Linked DNA regions of Mus musculus: all the other regions are linked to region 2. Evidence: chromatin loops called from intact Hi-C (ENCODE). Cell type or tissue: heart. All regions are shown on one strand.

What was found. Peaks named below come from ENCODE experiments on the same cell type or tissue, not always from the same donor. Only the 100,000 strongest peaks of a DNase experiment are listed, where the experiment ranks them.
Region 1: it touches region 2 in a loop (3.0-fold over the local background); 2 of 42 quality-filtered maps call a loop at or near these places.
Region 3: it touches region 2 in a loop (2.0-fold over the local background); 8 of 42 quality-filtered maps call a loop at or near these places.
Region 4: it touches region 2 in a loop (2.5-fold over the local background); 3 of 42 quality-filtered maps call a loop at or near these places.

Annotation. Positions count from the first base shown.
Region 1 is chr4:45,318,371-45,323,370 of GRCm38, forward strand. It overlaps Exosc3 (exosome component 3), which reads right to left and starts at 2,246. Exons shown (of 4, transcript NM_025513.4): 1 at 1,901-2,246; 2 at 1,180-1,329. The coding sequence starts at 2,221. In heart, no CTCF peak of the experiment used is centred here; a DNase peak (open chromatin) is centred at 2,181; H3K4me3 peaks cover 1,957 bases; H3K27ac peaks cover 1,276 bases; H3K27me3 peaks cover 1,427 bases.
Region 2 is chr4:45,527,712-45,532,711 of GRCm38, forward strand. Shb (src homology 2 domain-containing transforming protein B) reads right to left here and starts at 3,117. Exons shown (of 6, transcript NM_001033306.1): 1 at 1,851-3,117. The coding sequence starts at 2,549. In heart, CTCF peaks have their summits at 356 (motif pointing left) and 3,074; DNase peaks (open chromatin) are centred at 1,570, 3,270, 3,420, 4,870 and 5 weaker places; H3K4me3 peaks cover 4,865 bases; H3K27ac peaks cover 4,620 bases.
Region 3 is chr4:45,610,324-45,615,323 of GRCm38, forward strand. No RefSeq gene overlaps it. Among named protein-coding and RNA genes, the nearest start is that of Gm12408, 27 kb to the right of the region's middle. In heart, a CTCF peak has its summit at 1,959 (motif pointing left); no DNase peak of the experiment used is centred here; H3K27ac peaks cover 290 bases.
Region 4 is chr4:45,106,103-45,111,102 of GRCm38, forward strand. It overlaps Tomm5 (translocase of outer mitochondrial membrane 5), which reads right to left and starts at 2,011. Exons shown (of 2, transcript NM_001099675.1): 1 at 1,811-2,011. The coding sequence starts at 1,931. In heart, a CTCF peak has its summit at 2,113 (motif pointing right); a DNase peak (open chromatin) is centred at 2,049; H3K4me3 peaks cover 2,127 bases; H3K27ac peaks cover 1,845 bases.

The DNA of each region.
Region 1 (5,000 bases), 210 kb before region 2:
TTCAACATTAAAAATACCCACTGTTGAGCTGGAGATGGCTCGTGGGCTAAGAGTACTTACTGCTCTTGTAGGGGACCCAGCTTTGGTTTCTAGCACCCGTGTAGCTGCTCACAACCTGTCATAACTCAAGTTTCAGGGGACCTGACCTTCCTGTCTGACCTCCACAAGAAGCTGTCACACAGCGTGCAAAAACATACATGTAGGCACACTTTCCTGTGCATACTTTAAAAATGCCTTGTAAGTCCCCACTGTTGTGGGTGATTACAAAACCTAGCGGGAATCATTACACCTTTTCCGGCTTCCTGGGCATGTGGTCCTGCACAGGGCAATGAGAATGAACCCAGTGTGTGGTGAATATGCAGGACAAGTGACGATGAGACAGTCATCAACTCAGTCAGCCTGGACCTCAAAGGTGATGTCTCCTAGGGCTGAGGACACAGCTCCAAACAGGAACACCATTAATAAAGACCCAAGGGAAGGAAACAAAGCCCAGTTACACTGTGAAGCTTAAATATGGTTCCATGAAGTAACAGAAACCACGAGGAAAGACCCCTGAGTACAATGCTCTCTGTGTGATTTGAACAATCCTTTTTTTAATGAGATTTTTTTTTTTAATGAGTTCATAAGATTGTTGCCCGCTCCTGTCAAAAGTGAGACAAAGGGGTTGGCATACAAAAGATAAGAGAAGGAACAAATAAGATTGAGTGACTAAAGACCCTTGAGAGTTGAAGAAAAAGCAGCAGAGAGGCCAGCACATTTCTGGCTCAGGTGTTCAGGAAGAACATGGCTAAACTACCCAGAAAGCCCAACCTGAAAACCTACAGAAACAAGATTACTCTTCTGTCAGCTCCAGCTCCAAGGATTTAGAGCCATGATGAACAGATAGCCAATAGTGCCCATGGCCCTTAGACTAGGGCCATTTTCCTCATGGGGTGGATTCAGACATGACAGGTAAGGAGGGGGATAGCAGATGTAACTCTTCAACCCGGTAGAAAAGAACCAAGGCTGCAAACATGACATACAGCAATACTTCTGGAGCCGCAGCGCCTGAGAAACTCTTATAAACTGTCTTGGAGAACTGGTTTATGCTTTGAAGACAATTCAAGTAGCCCTCTGGATAGTTAACTTTCTCGGGAGTGGATATTTTTTCTTGTTGAAACCAAAGACTCCCATTATTACCTGCACATTTGGTCTGTTTCTTTTAGTTGCCCCTTCAAATGCCAGGTAAGACAAAGACGCTGGCTCACTCCCTCCAACATCAACTTTGAATATATCTCCAGATTTAGCGATCACTATGCCAATCACGTGGTCCCCTTTCACAGGTACATACTAAAAGCAGAATGAAAGAACAGTCATAAATAATACAAATATCATTACAAAATATCTTCTGAAACTTTCATCTAGGTTGATCAGGGTGGGTCTCAACCTATCCAGCCAACTCATACTCCCCATGTAGCTGCAACTACAAAACCGGCCCGCACCAGTCCAACTTTATGAACGTCTAATTCACACTTGATCAAGTTTCAAGTTTTCTCAGCATCCTTTACAAGTCTGGTGGCACAAGAATCTTTACATTCAAGGAAACCCACTCCATTTGACATTATTCCTAAGTGAAAGCTCTTAATTATTCTATGGGAATTTTAATTCCCTGTGATTTATTTGGACTCATTGCAACTGGGACACCAAATGGCAACCCCGAGGCTTTGGGTTTTTCAAGACAAGATCTCACGGAACCTTTCTCTCCTGTCACCCTTCTCAGGATGTGTTCCTATTGTGGTTCCTCTAAAGAAGATGCAGAGAGGGGGCTAGAAGCCACCGCGGCTCTAGATTCGCCTTAACCTATGATCGCTTGCAGGGGGCCCACTTTCGCGGCAGCGCCGCCTCTCCGACATCCGCTCACCCGCTTCTGCTGCGAGTCCACCCAGTAAACGCCGCCGCCGCCTCCGCTGGGCTCCTTGTGACGCAGGCGGCCACACTTGGTGACCAGCAGACGGTCCCCGCAGCGTCGCAAACCTGGGCCACACACTACGCGCAGCCTCGGGCGCGCACCCGCATTCAGGCGTAACGGCTGCTCCCCGGCGCCGCCAAGGCCGTCTACGTCCTCGTGGTCCGGCAGCACCAGCTCCTCCCCGGGGAGAACCACCTGATTCAGCACCTTGTGCACGGCCCGTGCTCGGCAGCCCGCCACCGACTCCGGTCCCGCGGACAGTACTTCAGCCATGGCAGGCGTCACCATCGCAGCTTCCGGTATCTACTTCCGCTTCCGCTACCCGCCCACCAGGGTCATCTCTTTCCGGTGGTTGTGGGCTTTCTGAGTTGGACTTGAGCTTGGGAGATACTCGCTTCATCCCATGGGTGCTACTCCCTGCCCTGTGTCTGTAGCTTCACGGTACCTAATGTAACAATCTCCCACCTCCTCCCACACACATCACACCTTTTCACCTACTTGAGTTCATCTCTTCAGTGGCTTGGGAACATCGGTAACTCAGGAATTCTCCCAGCTACTTCTTTGGGAGCACACTAACAGCTATGTGAGAAACTGTTAAATCCAAAACCCACAATGTGCAAGAACTTAAGAACTTACAGTTTTCTGACTTTGGGGTTATCTGTGAAACCAGCGTTTCTCTGTCGGCATCTTCAATGAGTAATTGATTCAGTTCTCCAACAGCACTGAAGGCCTTGGCATTGACTGAGATCAGTTGCTTGATGCTTTGCTGCCAACTCGAGTTTATAGATTTTTTTTTTAGGGAAGGGGCATCACAATTCCTGCAAATTTGGTAAAATGCTGGCAAGCCATTTAATCCCTGGATATAAGGGACAACTGAAATACAAGTGCCCCAGCCAAGTTGTTAATTAGTGCTATTGAAAGACTGAGAGTAAGACTCCGAGGTAGGCAGATAAGGAGAGGAGCCACGGCTAGGTAACAGGTGATGAATTGTCAAGTTGGCTAACTTCTTCCTCAACCTCAACCTCCTAACTCAATACAAGCTTAGCAGCCTCAAAAAAAGGCTGTGTAGGCTTTTGTGTAGAGGGTAGGAGGGCATGTGCTTCCAGGTAGTCCTATAGAAACCAGAATTGTTAAACATGCAGATCTTTTTCTTCAATGGAAGAAATTGACAGCTATTCACTTGGAAGGCTGGAATGGAGGTTGTTGAATACCAGGTAATTTTACCATTCTGTGGAGCTAGCTCTCACCTGAATCCCCCTTTTCCTGAGCATTTCCAGTCCATAGACTCCATCCTTATAAGAGAGATCTCATGGATTTGAAAAAGAGTTTGCTATTATGATTATAAAAACCTTTCCTCCCTAGGCTCTTCTCCTGAGCATGTTTTCTCAGTCAACAGAACCCACTCTTGTGGAAGAGGTCATGGTGCTTTTCAAGAAAACATGCACTTTGCAAGGGAGTTTAGATATAACCGTGTCCTAAGCTTTGTGGTAATAGTTGTCACAAGAAAACCTTTTTTTTTTTCTTTTGAAAGTTTTACTGTTTAAATAAGTAATAAATAAATAAATAAAAATAAACTGGAGTCAGACTCCCGAAGTTTGTACCAGCCCGGCTAAGTCATGCTGAACCACGTTTACTTCTTACTTTCTGGGGATCCGCTGGCAGCAGAGCTTGCAGGGACCCCCACACTTTTAACTCTCACCTGCAACAACAGCAAGCCCCCTGCTGATGGGCCGGTTGAACAAGTTCAAGGCCTGCACAGGACACATTACACAACAGTTCTGGCCTAATTCACCATCAATTCTTTATTCAAATCGACCAACCCTACATTTGGGGGAGGGGGGGGGGAGAGACTCTTCAAAGACTTTAAAAACGCCAGTTCTCCAGAAAAGATTGGATTTGGGGTGCTGAATCCCCTATGTATTTTGAAAAGGGTCTTTTTCTTGGTGTCCAGTTTGTGGTTTTCTTCACTCCTCATAAAGAGCTTTCTTCAACAGCTGATTATGTCGTCTGCATTTGAGAGGTTTCTGCTTCCACCTGTCGAGCGCCATTTTTTTTCCTTTCAAGCCCCCTAGACTGTACCACTTGGTTAGTCTCTCACAGAGAGACGTTCTCTGGGCAGAGGTAAATTATGCTTCTTTCTTCCTTTATAACTCAGGTCTCAAAAAACGATAGGTATTCTGTGACTAACCAACCAAGCCCACTTTAATTCAATGGCTCAATGCTATGCCTTTGGTGTATTCAGTGATGTCAGGCCTCTGAAAGGTGGAGAAGGAGAATGAACGTTGCTCATTCTCAGGACTGGTCCTCAGCACCTACCCTAGGTAGTTTGGAGTTTCCCAAGGAAATAGAATACAAAATCTAGGGCAGGAGCCATACCCGGTGCACTTCTTTTAGCAAAGGGGCAGGAGGTAGCCCACGCGTGGATTCAGAAAACAAAGGAGGCTAAGTCATTGGAGACTCAAGGCCAGAAAAGGCGGGCCCTTGCAAGCACCACCCACCGGACACGCCCGCGAGGGCCTCGAGCTGGAAGGCTTGTCGCCTGAGCCCTGCCAAGTTTGTACTTCGAATCCTCAGGTTCCTGCGGTAGCGCACCTGCGTGCAGTTAAGAGTCTGTCTCAAAGCATCCTGGCTTATAACCTCTTCGGAATTCAGCAGCAAGAGGGATACTCTGGATTCGGGAGTGGTGATAGTCATGAAGTCTCGAAACGACAGGAGGTCTTTTTTAATGGTGGTGTAAATGGCTGTGGCCGTTGGAGAATAAAGAGAACACTAAAAGACAGTATAGGCCATGTGGGTACCTCTTTCTCAGTCTGGCTTGTGCAACTTTTCCCTGAGTTGCCCAGGTAGACTCAGCTGCGTCTATATTGAGTTTGCAGTGGAGGCCATTTGGGGGTTTGAGTACCACAGGCCTTCATCCCTACTTAGGCAGCCGAGTGTTACCACCCTGAAAAACTGGATCTCAACCGAAGCTTTTCAAGCTTTTCCTAGATGTCTTAGTTTCTCTGTCTCCGTCTCCCTCCGTCTCCGTCCCTTCCTCCTGCTATCCCCTGTG
Region 2 (5,000 bases):
AGACACTTCTCCAGCCATCCCCTGATCACTCCTGGCTCCAGGTCAACAATGGAAACCCCATTTAACACCAGGCCCCATCACAGGGTGCCCTCTGTCACAGCACTCAACACAGACATACCCTGCTCAGGATCCCCCTTCCAGCACCTGGAAGAGGAGAGCAAAGACCCATGGGAAATATTGTGACAATGTAGCCAAGTCTTAGGCACACTTGACATTCCAGCTACAAAGTATGATTACTATGCATCTGTAAGTCTTAACTCTAATTGGGGGGAAAAATGTTTACAACAAATTTGAAAGCCACACAAAGATTTCTGAGAGCAGGCTGAACCACAAGCAGTAAACAAGGAAAGTCTGCCCCCTGGGGGGCAGTGGTCTTGGGCAACTAGGGATGCTGAGTCAGGTGAGGTGGGCTGCAAACCTCTCTGGAAAGCTCTCTCCTCACTTTCATATGGAAAAGCTCAAAGCTCACCCAGTGAGCCCACCACATATGAAGCTGCAGGAAGCTTGACTTCCAGAAAACATCAACCACAAGCCCAATAGCTCAGCTCTTCTCAGGGACATCTCTCCTCTTGTACCCTTGGTGACTGTATGAGTCACCAGGGCTTCCAGCTCTCTGTTCTCAGTGTGGCATCTTGGATACTTGGGAAGCACAAAGAGTATGCGTTTCCAAGGTGTGTGCCCACACCGTTCCTGGGGACATAGGCTCCTTCAGGCTGCTCATACCATCCATCCTGGGCAGACAATGCAGGATGACCCCAGGGAGACCAGACAGGCAACTTTTTCAGGAGGGCATATCCTTCCTCACCTCTCCCATAAAGCAAAAAGAAGCCTTGCCAAGCACCCGCTGACAGGTAGGAAATGTCTCCCTGCTAGGCTAGCCAATCTCTATCAGTCCAGGCAAAAGTTTGAGCTTGCAAGGAGAGTGTGGGGAAGAACGCAGGCAAAGCAGGGGCCGGCCAGCCAAGCAACCCTGCCGTGAAGATCTCTCACTGGGCCTCAGATTTAATCAAAACACTGCCTCAGCGAGAAGTGGGCAGAACAAGTATTTTATGGGGGAAGGGAGGTTAACTCAGGAGTGTGAAGGGAAGGAAGAGTAGAGGGGCCTGCCTGTAATTAACTCCCTTGTTATGAAGCAGGGAACAAGATGGCCTGATAGATTCGGCAGGGGATTGCCACAAAGGCTTCTCATTCCCGAGACGGTACTACAGGGATGGAATCAGGAAAGAGAATGAAGTGGGCAGAGAAGGGTCTCTTTTTAGCAGACTGCCTGCGGAGCTGGGGAGAGCGGGTGGGAAAGGCCAGATGGGTAAATTCTCTGGGAGGACGAACCTTAACACCGGAAAAGCCTGCATGGGGGTTCCCAATATCGCTCTAGTACAAAAGGCCGCTTGGCTTCGGAAACCTGGCACGCAGAGTGGGACGTTTAGAAGCATTTACACACATACAGATATTCTGGGACAGCCAATAAGGAAATCTACGACCCGGAGATTCCCTTTCCCATTCTAGACCTCAATTCCCATCTGCATCTGGGAGGGGGACCACTACAGGGACCCCGGGGTAAACGAGAGTAAATGCTCTTTTAGGCCAGCCGCTGCTAACTTTACTGGGGGAGCCGGAAGGGCTGGCTGGGTCTGTCTTCTGGGTAGTTAGACGGGGTGCTCTCGCTCTGGCTCTGGGATCCGCAAGGGTGCGTTTGGGGAGCAGGAACCAAAGAGTCGGAGTCTAATCACCATCTGGCAAAATGAGCGCTGTAGCCTAGACCCCAGGATGCCAGAGCAAAGTTGATGCAAGGGATGGGAAACGTGGCAGTGCCTCAGTTCCCCAAGCGCACCAATAGCTTTGGAGCTTACCTTATCTTTCTGACCAGCTCCGGTCTCCTCGGCGGAGCACTTGTTGAGCAGTTTTTTGCCTCCGCAGGTCGTCGGGCTCCAGGTACGGCCGCCAGAGCACACGCCTCCCGGAGGGTCCCCCGCAGCGCTCGCGCTCTCCACTTTGATGAGTCGGTGCTTAGGGGAGATGTAGCGCACCTCCGCCGGCGTCGTCGGCCGCCGCTCGCTGCTGCTGCGGTAGAGGTGCGGGGAGCCGGAGGATGAGGACGAGGACGCGGCGGCGCCCGCTCCCGCCGCCGCGCAGCAGCAGCCCGCAGCTCCCGCTGCCGCCGTGAAGGCGCGCTGGCCCCCGCCGGGGTCCCCGCCGCCGCCGCCGCCGCAGTAGTCCAGGCGGCACATAGCTCGCAGTTTGCGCAGCGACGAGCCCGGCCCGTTGTACGGGTCCTCGAAGTCGCGCTCCTTCTGCGCGCGGTAGGCGCGGATGAGGTCACTCGTGCTGCCGCTGTCGTCGGGCAGAGAGCCCGACGAGGCCGAGAAGCAGGCGGCGGCCGACCCACAGGACGCCGAGGACGCCGAGCAGGCCTGCGGCACGGCCTGCGGGGGCTGCTCTCGTCGCTCGCCCCGGCGCCGCTGCTCCCGGTAGTCCGGCCTCGGCGGCTGCGGCGGACTCTTAGTCTTGCTGTTGCCCAAGCTGAAGTACTTGTTCAGCCACTTGGCCATGGCGAAGGGCCGCCTAGGGCCGCGGCGCGCGAGCCCGGTCCGCCGCCGCGGCCATTCGGGGGACAACGCTGTCGCCCAGTCCCGCAACGCCCCTGCCCCGGTGGGGGGCGTGCGGGGCACCGGTCGCCAAGTTCAAGTTCTCGCAGCCGCCGCCTCCTGCCGGCCGCCGCCTGGCTCCGGCCGCTGCTGCACAGCCCTCCGCCCCTGCCGCGCGCCGACCGAGCTTTGGATCTCGCGCCCCGCACAGACGTGTCTCATAGGGACCCGGGCCGCCTAGAGCGGAAGGCCAGGCGCCCCCCGCCGCGCACGCCCGCACCCAGCGCCCCCACCCTCGCGGAGCGCGCCCCTGCCCCGTGCGAGCCGCGGCCAGCTGCGGGCTTCTCGAGTGCACGGGGGCGAGCCCGGCCCCACTGCGGGTCGGAAAACAAGCGAACGAATGAGGGAGGCGGCCGGCGCCTGGCGGAGCCCGCGCGCCCCTGCCCGTCCCGGCGGCGCCTGGCTCTGCCGCTGCCTCTGCTGCCGCCTCCCGAGCCGCCGCGTGTGTGACACTCGGCCGCCAGAACCCGCCCAGCGCCGCGGCCCCGCCCCTTCCCGCAGGCCCCACCCCTCCGCCAATGCCACGCCCCTCCTAGGCCACGCCCCCGCGTGCAGCCAGGAACCTCCTCACGACTGCACGAGCCACCTCCTGCGGCCGCCTGGGCGCCAGCTCCGGGGTCCTGCCCTAGGGCGCCCGCGTCCTGCGGCTTGGCAGGCCGTGCCTCCCTCCAGCAGGGACTGCGGCTCTTTGAAGCCAAAGCAGTCAGCACAGTCCCTGGGGGCCCACGCGCCGTGCACTCTAGGAATGGATGTCCACCATCGAGGTGGTAGGCAGGCTGGACTAACGCACGACCTCTAGTTGACCGAGAGGACCATGCAGAGGAGATGCCCTAAAATGAGAGAGTGGCTGTCCCTCTTCTCTTTAAAGGGACAGAGACTCCGGTTCAGCTTTTCCGGCGCCGGGTCTTCGGAAAAACTCTTTATGCTAATGAGTGTATTAGCAATCCAGATGACGGATCCGGACGGGATAGGCGGCTGGGACCAGGCGGGGCACCAATCCCTGAGCAAGGCTAAGGGGAGGTCGGACTGTTTGCTTACCTTTTCACCTTCTAGGAAGTGGGGCTTTAACCCTGTTCACTGCCAACCTAGTGGAACCAGCTATGTAAACATTTAACGCTTAAGGTTGCCGGAGCTGGCGAGACTCTATTTAATCCAGAGACAGTTTTCCAGATGGAGAAACTGAGGCCCCGAGGTAGATTATACATGGATGACTAGGATCTGGTGGCACTGTGATGATGTAACTTAAGACAATGGAGTTATTATCCAAACGTGAGGAAACCCAGGCCAAAGGGGGGTAGCTTTCTGAGTCTGCTCTCAGAGGGGGTAGCAGGAGCCTTGTCAAGAACAAAATACTGCCTGAAAATGAAATAAGATATCTGCCTTCTAGATGTTAGATATGTTTGGAAGTTCTATTTGGCCAGCCCCACCCCCCATCCCCCTTGAGTACCTCTGAGCTGAAACCGTCCTTCAGAATGGTGATTTGCCAAAATAACACACTGTGACCGTAATTTCACCTGTCACCTGTACATTATATATAGGTTGGACACACTGTTTTTCCTGTGTCCTGTAGGAACAGTAACCTATCGAAGTAGAGAGCAAATCCAGGATCTGCTAGTACTGGAGGTCAGACTCTCATCCTGAGACTTCGGGACCTGGTAAGGCACAATGTGACCTCTTCCAAACTCTCCCTGCGACCTACCAGACTCAGGCTCCAGCGACACCACACTAGAAAAAGGCAGACCCATGACTCCGAAGGCTCCAATCTATCTGCTCAGCCCCACGTAGTCAGACTACTTGCCTCTCTCGTTCCCTAAGACCACTTGAATTTCCCAAACCCCACTGCTACCTGAACCCCAACAATCTCCGATAACATTCCCACTTATTTCTTACCTGAGACCTATTCATTTAGCATCCTTAGGAAATAGTCTTAAACTCTGCACACAGGACAAGGCTGAACGTTTGGTGTGTGGAGCATAGATAGGGAGAGACCCCAGAAGTTGATGCTGAGATGCTTATTTTGGGTATCCCTACACTTATATGTCTCAAATTACCCTTTAAATCCTTGCTCTGCTGCGCAAGCACTTAATCATGCTGCATGGAGGGAGGCCCCAATTAAGGGGAAAAAACCTGACCGACCAGGACATCCTCGTTTTAAGCCCCACCCCCGTCCCGCCCCCTCCCTCCAGCTTCTAGGCTCAGGAAGGAAAGGAAGCCAGATCCTGGCAGTCAGCCAGGCCACCTGGGCCAAGAAAGTCCTCCCCAGGGTCTGGAGGCCTGTTCTCTGCTCCCTGCATGTGTGCTGCACATGGAAACAGTATCTTGCTTTTCTGAAGGTTTAGGAAGCGAAGTTGTATT
Region 3 (5,000 bases), 83 kb after region 2:
AGAGGCAACAGGAAGGAGACCACACCCAACAGAGTGGGCTTCCTCTTCCCAGGGTCTGTGGCAGACACTCACACATACCTGTGAGGCAGTTACTAGTTCCAGCCCATTTAGACTTTACAGAAAGAGAGCACTGAGCAGTTGAATGCCCCATAGCTCTGGTCACATCTGCATCGCTGTGACCAAAGCCCATGACAGAAACAACCTGAAGGAGACCTTGTTTTGGCTCACTGTTCCAGAGAGCTCATCTGGCAAAGTATGACAAGCAGCCAGCATTACGGCAGCAGGAGTGTGCTGGCGTGACTGTTCACAAGAGTAGTGGAACAGGGAGGGGGGAGGGGAGGAAGGAGAAAGAGGGAGAGAGAGAGAAAGAGAACGAGAGCGAGAGCAAGCGAGCAAGAGAGAGAGAGAGAGGGAGAGCAGGGGCTATATATAACCTTCAAAGGCCTTCCCCTAGTGACCTACTTCCAGTTAGAGTCCTCAAGGCTTCAGAGCCCTTTAAAACAGTATAACTCAACCTAGGAACAGGCATCCAAAACAAGAGTCTCTGGGGACATTTCAGACTCACATCATAACCCTGGTCTACTGGCTGGTGAGGACAAGACAACTCCAGCAAACCCCGTTTGTCCGGGCACCTAGCCTACTCAGCAGAGCAAGAATGAGGGTCCTATGACCACCTCCCCTGACTGCCTGCCAGACCCCTATTCTCCCACCGTACAAGAGGGGAAACTGAGGTTGAGAACTTGAGCAGAAATGTGCAGTAAGTCAGAGGTAGGACTGGAAACTGCTCTAGGCTTCTTATCACACTCTCCCAGTCCTTCTGAGGAGTGGCCACCGCTGGGGGTGCAGCACAGTGGAGCCAGGCTACTAGTTCATTTTCTGTTGCCATCATACAATGTTCAGACTGGATGAAAGAGATGAAAGACTGGATGAAAGACTGGAAGAGAAAAGGGGCTTATTTGGGGTTACAGTTTTAAAGATCGAGTTACATCCAGTGATGCCCTTCTTGCTGGGAGAATCCTGAGGTGGTACAACGTATTACACAACAAGAGACAGGGGACTTGTATGGGTGTCTTCTGGGCTTTCTTCCTTTTATGAACACCAGGATAAGTGATGGGGATTCCAAGCTAATGACCTCACTGAATCCTAGCCACCCCCCCAGATGTCCTACCTCTGTACACCGTAGCTGAAATAAATTTCCACTTTAATATTTCACAGTGGAGATTAGACTTCAATACCTGAAATAGGGCTGGGGGGCAGATACCACATCTGAATCAGAGTGCCTAAGCTGGTGGGAGCCCAGCCCAGAACTTTCTGTGCTCTCCCAGCCTTGGGCCCCTGACGTGTTTGTAGGAGAGCTCACAGAAACCTCCTGAGAATGATATTTACTGTCATAAGCTATTTATGTTGCAGTTTAAAAGAGTTCTTGTGTTACCTTACATATGTGTCTATGTATACATAGAGAAAACTATTTATACTATGTATCCATTACAACACATGGTATTAAAACCAGCTCCCATAGCCTACCACCTATCTTGGGACCAGAATTTTCCTGTTAATCTTGCCCATGTCTGATGTCTTTCCTTTATTTTACCCTCTTGCCTCTCTCAGAGGTGAACACATCTCACATTTTGGTGTTTTCATTTCCTCTCTCTTTTGTGATCATCTAAGTACCTATGCCTATATTGCATAGCTATAGGAGATCTGCTAATTTACATCCGACCTTCAGAAAAGTGTTATCCAGCTGTTCACTATTGTCTTCTGTGAGTTGCTTTTTTTTTTACACTTACTGTTATCCCTGTTGATACTTGTAGCTTACTCCATTCATTTTCCATGCTGTATAATATTTTGTTTCAAGAAATGTTACATAGCATTTATTCCTTTTTGGTGATGGGAATTTCTGGATAGCATAGTGCATGATTAGGGAACCTGGTTTTCGTTGTCTTCCCAACTCTGCACCAAAGGATCCTCTAGCGCCCCCTCCTGGAGGAGTCAGAGTGTCCCCCCCCCTCCCCGAAGAATTTACACAGGGCGGGGCTTGTCAGACTAGGCTGGGTAAGAGCGACTAATGAGAAGTATATGATCCTGGAAAAGCCTAGAAGGTCTGAAGGTGGCCAGAGGGACACCTGTTTTTCAAGGCTGGTCCTTGAGGAACTTCACTGTGGCCTCTCATCTTCCTGCCACAGAAGCCCATCTGTGCATGAAGCCCTCTCTCGGCTCTCTTCTGTGCCTTTTCTGCCTCTTCAAACCCATCCTGTTCCTTGGTCTTCACCTCTGATCTCTCCAGTTGAAGGAATCCAAATCTCCTTCCTGAGGGTGGCAAGCCTGCTTACTGGCAGCACAGATCTGAGAGTGGCAAGCCTGCTTACTGGCAGCACAGATCTGACGGTGGCAAGCCTGCTTACTGGCAGCACAGATCTTTGGTCTGTGACCCCTTTGCTTGCTCAGAATCCTGAATTTACTGGAAGCAATGCTGAGGTGTGGGACTAGAGTCCCCAGCTGGGCAGTTATCATGACATGGTCCCTTCCCAAGTTCTCTGTGTGTGCATTTTGATCTATGTAGCTCACACTCCATATCGCATCTAAAGTTTTGTTGCTTTTGAGACGAGGCCTCTTGCATTTTCAGCTCAGACTGGCCTGGAACTCATGCAGCCCAGGTTGGACTTTAAACTTTTTTAATGGTTCTTTGAGATGGTGTAGCTCTGGCTGTCCTGGAATCTCTGTAGACTAGGACAGTCTCAAACTTAGAGATCTGCCTGCTTCTACATCAAAAGTGCATGCAACATTTTTTTACATTAATTAATTATTCAATTAATTGTGTGTGTCTGAGGACAGATTTTGAGAGTCTATTCCTTTCTTCTACCTATGGGGTAGAAGACTATCAGACTTGGAGGCAAGTGCCTCTTACCCACTCAATCATTTCATTTGCCTCTCAGGTAGTTTTGAACTCATGAAGATTCGTGTGCCTCAGTCTCCCAAATGTTGTATCTGATTTTTTAATAAGATGTTTCCCCTGTCAAGTTGCTTTCTATCACCAAGTTTTTGTTGTTTGTTTTGAGAATAGGCTCATTTGGCCCAAGGTGGCCTCAAAATCACTGTGTGCTGTCAAGGCTGATCTTGAACTCTTGATCCTGGTGCCTCCACCTCCAAGAGCTGGGAGGGTCATTATCCATGTTAATGGTCATACATGGTTCCATCACATGCCTTAAGGAACTGGTGTGTGCAGATGGCCCTTGGCTTATGTCCGGGGAAAGGATGATGATGCCCTTTCCTCCCTGGCTCCTGTGCACAGTGCAAAGTGCGATACAAAAGCCTTGCTGGAGCTGCTGTGCACAGTGCTCTGTGCAGTGTGGGTCTTGCTGGAGCTGCTGTGCACAGTGCTCTGTGCAGTGTGGGTCTTGCTGGAGCTGCTGTGCACAGTGCTCTGTGCAGTGTGGGTCTTGCTGGCTCTGCAGCAGCTGCACTGAGCCATGCCGTTGTTTCCTTTCCCTTCTTGTTCACATTCCCTTCCTGAGAAAGACCAAAATGCATAACTAATGGTGTGGTTACTGCTGAGAACCTGCTAGTAAGGTTTAAGTGGCAGAAACAATCCAAAAGAGCTTTGGCAGGGAAGAAAGAGAGAGAGAGAGAGAGAGAGAGAGAGATTGAGAGAGAGACACAGAGAGAGGGGGAGAGAGAGAGAGGGAGGCAGGGAAGAGAGAAAGAGAGAGGGAGGGAGGGAGAGAGAAAGACAGGGAGAGGGAGAGGGAGAGGGAGGGGGAGGGGGAGGGGAGGGGGAGGGGGAGGGGGAGGGGGAGGGGGAGGGGGAGGGGGAGGGGGAGAGGGAGAGGGAGAGGGAGAGGGAGAGGGAGAGGGAGAGGGAGAGGGAGAGGGAGAGGGAGAGGGAGAGGGAGAGGGAGAGGGAGAGGGAGACTTGCATGGAGGATAGGAGGGACACCTCATAGAAGGGTGGATGAATGGCTGGGCCTTAGCAATGGGGAACAAAGATGCTGTTACCATAAGATAGCTGCTGTGTTCTATGTCAGCTATATCCTTCTTCTCCCTCATCAGCAAATTGGTTTCCTCTGCTTCTCCTGTCCTTGGAGCAGAGGACAATTGAGACTATGCCCAAGCTTTGGAAATGAACAGTCACAGAAATCAAGACTGGTCCTTCTTCCTCTGGACTGGGCTCCTCCTGTGCTGTGAAGGGGAGTTGGCAGTTGATCCTGGAATATCTAGGCAGGCCGGATGGGACAGGACTATGGAAAGATCATTTGGTGTATGGTTTGTTTTACCTCTCCTTATATTTTACCAGCACTGTACCATGCAGACACTTTTTTTCTTATATTGAGTTATTTTCTTTGGACCAGTTCTTTGGAGTGGAATGAGTGGGTTGTCTGTGCATTTTCATGATGTTTGATACTATTGCCAAATCAACTTCAAAGATTCTTTTCAGTTTTGCAACCACACTGCACCAGGGCAGAGGGAGAGACCCTTCCGTTGTCATAGTGAGCATAGGTGTTAGGACTTGAAATAGACTTTTTACTATTCTAATAACTGTAAAAAGGTATGTCATAATCTTTATTAGCATTTTTTTCTGGCCACTGGTATGACTGCAGACTTTCCCATGGATATGGTTTATAAACTTGATTCTCCCTTGTGAATTGGCTTTACCCATTTATTAGAAGAAGGCTTGCCACATTCAGATTTTAATTCCCTGGAAGTAGACTCACCACCAGTCTTTAAAACATAAAAATAATTTGTGACTTCTGGGCCCATGAAGTCACCTGAGAGCCTGGTTCAGCATAATAGTTAACATGACTGTCAATTGATGTGGTCTGGAACCAACATGGAAACAAACCTGACAGCTTATCTGCTCGGGTGTTTTTTGGATTAGTTTAATAGAGATGAGAAAAATCCACCCTAAATGTATTATCTCACAGACTGGGTTCTGGGCTGAACAAGAGACCTGGAGCCAAACCGCAGTACCCATGCCTTTTTGCTTCCTGACAACAATACAATGT
Region 4 (5,000 bases), 420 kb before region 2:
GCTGTACGTAACCCCAACAGCCCTTCACTGTGGGCATCTTTGACCTATTTTGCACTACAGGAAGTTAAATCCAGGTCTTGCACGGGCCAGGCAAGGACTTTACCCCCAAGGTATACTTGAGGGGGGTGGGAGGTGGAGCAGATTCCTTTTTAACCCAAACAAGACGAAATGCAAGAGGAATCAAATGGGCATTAGGCTTCATTACCAATGCTGGGAGAACAGGGGCTAGGAGGTGTGTGTGTGTGTGTGTGTGTGTGTGTGTGTGTGTGTGTAAGGCAAGCAGAGGAACAGACACCTACTCTGGTTTCTCTATGACTCTGTCACCTATGCCCTTCAGATCACACCAGTTACTGTGCTGATGTGATAAATGATGTGCACAGAGCTGTCTGGAATACCCAAGTGGCGTTGCTGAGATAGAGATGACTCAGCAGTTCAGAGTGTCTGCGGTCAATCAGGAGGACCTGAGTTCAGATCCCAGCAGCCCAGCCATCCAGCCATCCCTGGCAGCTTACAATTAATGGCCAGCTTGACTCCAGTTCCAGGGATTCCAACGCCCCCTTCTGGACTGCAGGCACGTGGTTCACATATAGACAAGCAGAAAAACACATAACAAAAGTCTCTTGTTTCAAGACAGATTTCTCTGTGTAACCGCCCTGTCTGTCCTGGAACTCCATTTGCAGACCAGGCTGGTCTTTAAAAAAAAAAAAAAAAAAAAAAATCATTGAGATCCACCTACCTCTGCCTTCTGAGTGCTGGGATTAAAAGTGTGTGCTACCATGCCCGGTTCTAAATAAAAATCATTAAATAGAATAAATCAGTGCACTAAGCTAACATTTCCTTGAGAGCTCTTGCCTATAAGAGAAGGATGGGAAAGCTAAAGTTTAAAGGGTAAGCAGGATGTTTTGGGTGCTTCCATTTCCCCCAAGATGTCCTGTCCTGGAGGAGCCAGCAATACAGAGAGTACAGCAAAAGAGGCACCCAAATGAGGGAGGCCTTAACTCCAGTCTTCTAAAAATGTTGGTATGTTCTTCAATTATTTGAATCGCTCCTGCCTCTCCCTGCCCAGAAGACTCCCACAGGCAAGCAAGCACTGGACAATAGGAAGAAGTGGTACAGGTGTGGAGGTCAGAGTACAACTTCTGGAAACTGGTTCTCTCCTGCCACCACGTGTGGATCCGGCTCAGGCAACTCAGTGAGCCACCTAGCCAGCCCCTGACTTTTAAATTGACAGTATGGCTTTAACCTTGAGTATGTGTCCTATGAACTCAAGCTCTCACTTGGGGTGAGGTGGCACAGATCAAGCAACTTTTGTTAATGTTGAGATCAAACGCTTCAGAGATTCTCCAAGAAAAACCAATTATTTACTTCACCCTCTGTACAAACAAACATAAAGAAAGCTAATCTCTTGTACTTCAAAGGCAAGCAGAGAGAGAAAGCGCCTGCTACCTTATTAAGAGCTCAGCCGGAATTGTATTCGTTCTCTGAACGGCCAAATGACCTTGGGTCAGCCACCTTCCGGGGACCGTTTCTAGGTTTGCAAAACGAGGGTATTGCTCCGAGGATAACACGTGGGAGCTTCTTAAGCACAAACGTTGGGCGAGCAAAGGTGACTTAACCACGCGTCCTCCGCCACCACGTGCACTGGGCACATCCCCAGGACCCGCAGACCCCCAGAGTGTGCGCAGTTGGGCAGTCCTGGACGTGCAAGCACCCCACTCTCCCCAGGATGCTCAGCTCAAGGCCCCACGACCGCGTGCAGGGTTGGGTGTGGACGCGTGGCCTCACGGTCACAGCCCAGAAGGACACTCACTGACTCGCAGCAGGGCCACGTAGATGAGGAAGTTCCGAATGGAGGAGACCACATCCTCACGCATCTTCCGCTTCATCTCCTCCGGGTCCAACTTGGGCGCGAGACCCTCGATCCGGAACATTGCGGCGGCTCTGCCTCCAAAGCTTGCGAGAGCAGCAGCTTGCTCTCCTCCAGTGGCCGCCCTGCACCCGGAACTTAGCCAGGCTCCACTTCCTGTCCCACCCCTTGTTTCTGTCCTGTGACGGGAACCTGTGAGGGGAAAATTTCATCCTGTCTTCTTGTGTCTGAAGCAAAGAGACCTGAAGGGGGCGGCCGCCGCCTTAAGTCTCTGAGCCTTGGGTGGATCTGGACTGTGTTTTGGTCCCTAGCCGGGAGAGTGCCACCTGTAAAGTTGTTTTATGCTGTAAAGTAGGGAGGTGTGTGCAAAAATATCATTATAAATAATAATAACATTTATGAAGAATCTAAGACAGTACTTCGTGAAATGCACATTTTAGTCTGTCCTTCCTAGGTTTGAAATTTAAAACAACTTAGTTGGGAATGAAGTTCGTTTGCCAAATCGTTTTCTTAGGATGCATGAAGCCCTGGATAGTGTTGCTGTTGTGATAAACACCACCAAAATAACTTAGGAAGGAAAGTGTTTCACCTAACCTGTTAACGTTATCCAGGGAGGCCAGCACTGGAGTTCAAGCTGGAACCTAGAGGAGGGAACTGAAACCAAGCGGAGACGTTGTCTTTACTGGCTAGCTGGCCTCAACCAGCTAACTTACTTTTATTGGTTAGGACCACCTGCCGGGTGGCATTGCCCACAGTGGGCTAAGCCTTCCTCCATCAACTAGTAGTCACACAATGACCCTCAAATTCACCAATAGGACAATCTGGTGGAGGCAATTCCTCAATTGAGGTTTTCGCTTCCTAGGTGTCAAGTTGACAAAAACTAGCCAGCACAGTGCTGCACACACCTGTGTTCCCAGCACTGGGCTGCTGGAAAAAAGGGGTCAAGAGTTGAAGGTCAGGGCAGTGCTGGCTCAAGCACTTGGGAGACACAGGCAGGCAGATCTTTGAGTTCAAGGCCAGCCAGGTCTACAGAGTGAGTTCCAGGACAGCCAGGGTGACACAGAAAAATCCTGTCTCCAGACAAACAAACGAATGAGTTCAAGGTCAAGGTGGAAACAGTGTCTCACACCTGTAATTTCAGCCCTCAGAAGACAGAGGCAAAAGAATTACTGCAAGGTTAGGGGCAGCCTGGGTTACAAAGTAATTACAAGGACAATCTGAAACAAACAAACAATCCCAAGATAAACAAACACAAACAAAAAACAGAGGTCAAGGTTATCACCCTCAGCTAGTGAGCTCAGACTGCTAGTGTCCCAGACACTGAAATTCTAACATTTCCCACATTTTTTTTCTGTACACTCATTTTTTGGAGGTAACTGATCTTTAAATATTCTAATGAAGATCTTGGACTACAGCAAGTATGAGCCCAGATCAAAACTGATCAACACTGGACAGATGAGAGAAAATCAAGTTAGAGTTTTCAGACATGAATGGGACAACTGAATTTTTCACATAATCCAATATCAGAACGTCTCTTTTTGCAGGCACACTGTATAACAACAATGAATTTGGGGTTAAATAAGAATAATACTTGAGGGCTGGTGAGATGGCTCAGTGGGTAAGAGCACCCGACTGCTCTTCTGAAGATCGGGAGTTCAAATCCCAGCAACCACATGGTGGCTCACAACCATCCATAAGGAGATCTGACTCCCTCTTCTGGAGTGTCTGAAGACAGCTACAATGTACTTACATATAATAAATAAATAAATCTTAAAAAAAAAAGAATAATACTTGAAGCCGGGCGTGGTGGCACACGCCTTTAATCCCAGCACTCGGGAGGCAGAGGCAGGCAGATTTCTGAGTTCGAGGCCAGCCTGGTCTACAAATTGAGTGCCAGGACAGCCAGGGCTACACAGAGAAACCCTGTCTCGAAAAACAAACAAACAAACAAACAAACAAACAAAAGAATAATACTTGAGGCCGGCCATGGTGGTGCATGCCTTTAATCCCAGCACTTGGGAGGCAGAGGCAGGCGAATTTCTGAGTTCGAGGCTAGCCTGTTCTACAGAGTGAGTTCCAGGACAGCCAGGACTACACAGAGAAACCCTGTCTCAAAAACACCAAAAAACAAACAAACAAACAAAAAAACTTGACTGTGAGAATGACTGACAATGTTAGCACCTTCCTGATTGACAGAGTGTAAGACCCTGGGGTTAGAGTAAAAAACTCTCGAGTGTTTCTTCAAGCTTTAGTAAGTATTTGCATCTATAATTCAGACAGTGGACAAGCAGAGGCAGCAGTGGTAGGGGAGGGGCTGACTCCTAAGGAAGAGGTCCAGCCTTCATGAGTGCCGAGAAGATCACTCTTGGCAATGCTTCTCCCTGCTCACAAAATCAGGGACAAGTCTCTCTTTCGTGCTCTAAAGTCTCTTCTCACTCTGATCATCTATGCATTTGAATTCTATTTGTGTCATTGAGGGCATAATAGTTTGGAGTGCATGAATGTCAATATATCATCACCCGTGATCAGCTAGTGTGCTGGCTAGATTCTTGTTAAGATGACACAAGCTTGGGTCACCTGGGAAGAGGGCACTTCAGTTGAGGTGAGGTCCCCATCAGGTCGTCCTGTGGGCAAGCCTGGGAGGCACTTCCTTGATTGATGATCGGTGTGGGAGGGCCCAGCGCAGTAAGAGCGGTACCATTCCTAGACACGTGAGCCTGGATTGTTTGAGAGAGAGCTGGCTAGGTAAGTAAGCAGCATTCCTCCACAGCCTCCACTTCCTTCAGACCCTGCCTTCAGGCTCCTGCCTGGACTTCCTGCTCTTGGCTTCCCTTTGTGATGGACTGCACCTATCTGCAAGAATAAACCATTTCCTTCCCTAGTTGCTTTCGGTTATCATGTCAACAAAACCAAACTAAAACAGATAAACAAAATAGCCAGTATGTGCATTGCTCAAGGTAGGAAACAATGTAACAATGAACAGATCTTGCTACAAGAGATGGTTTACTCTCAGCAGAGGCTTTAATCTAGGCAGAAAGAGGCAGAGCTCTGAGTTGGAGGCCAACCTGGTCTACAGAGTGAGCTCCAGGACAGCCAGGGCTACACAGAGAAACCCTGTCTCGAAAAAACAAAA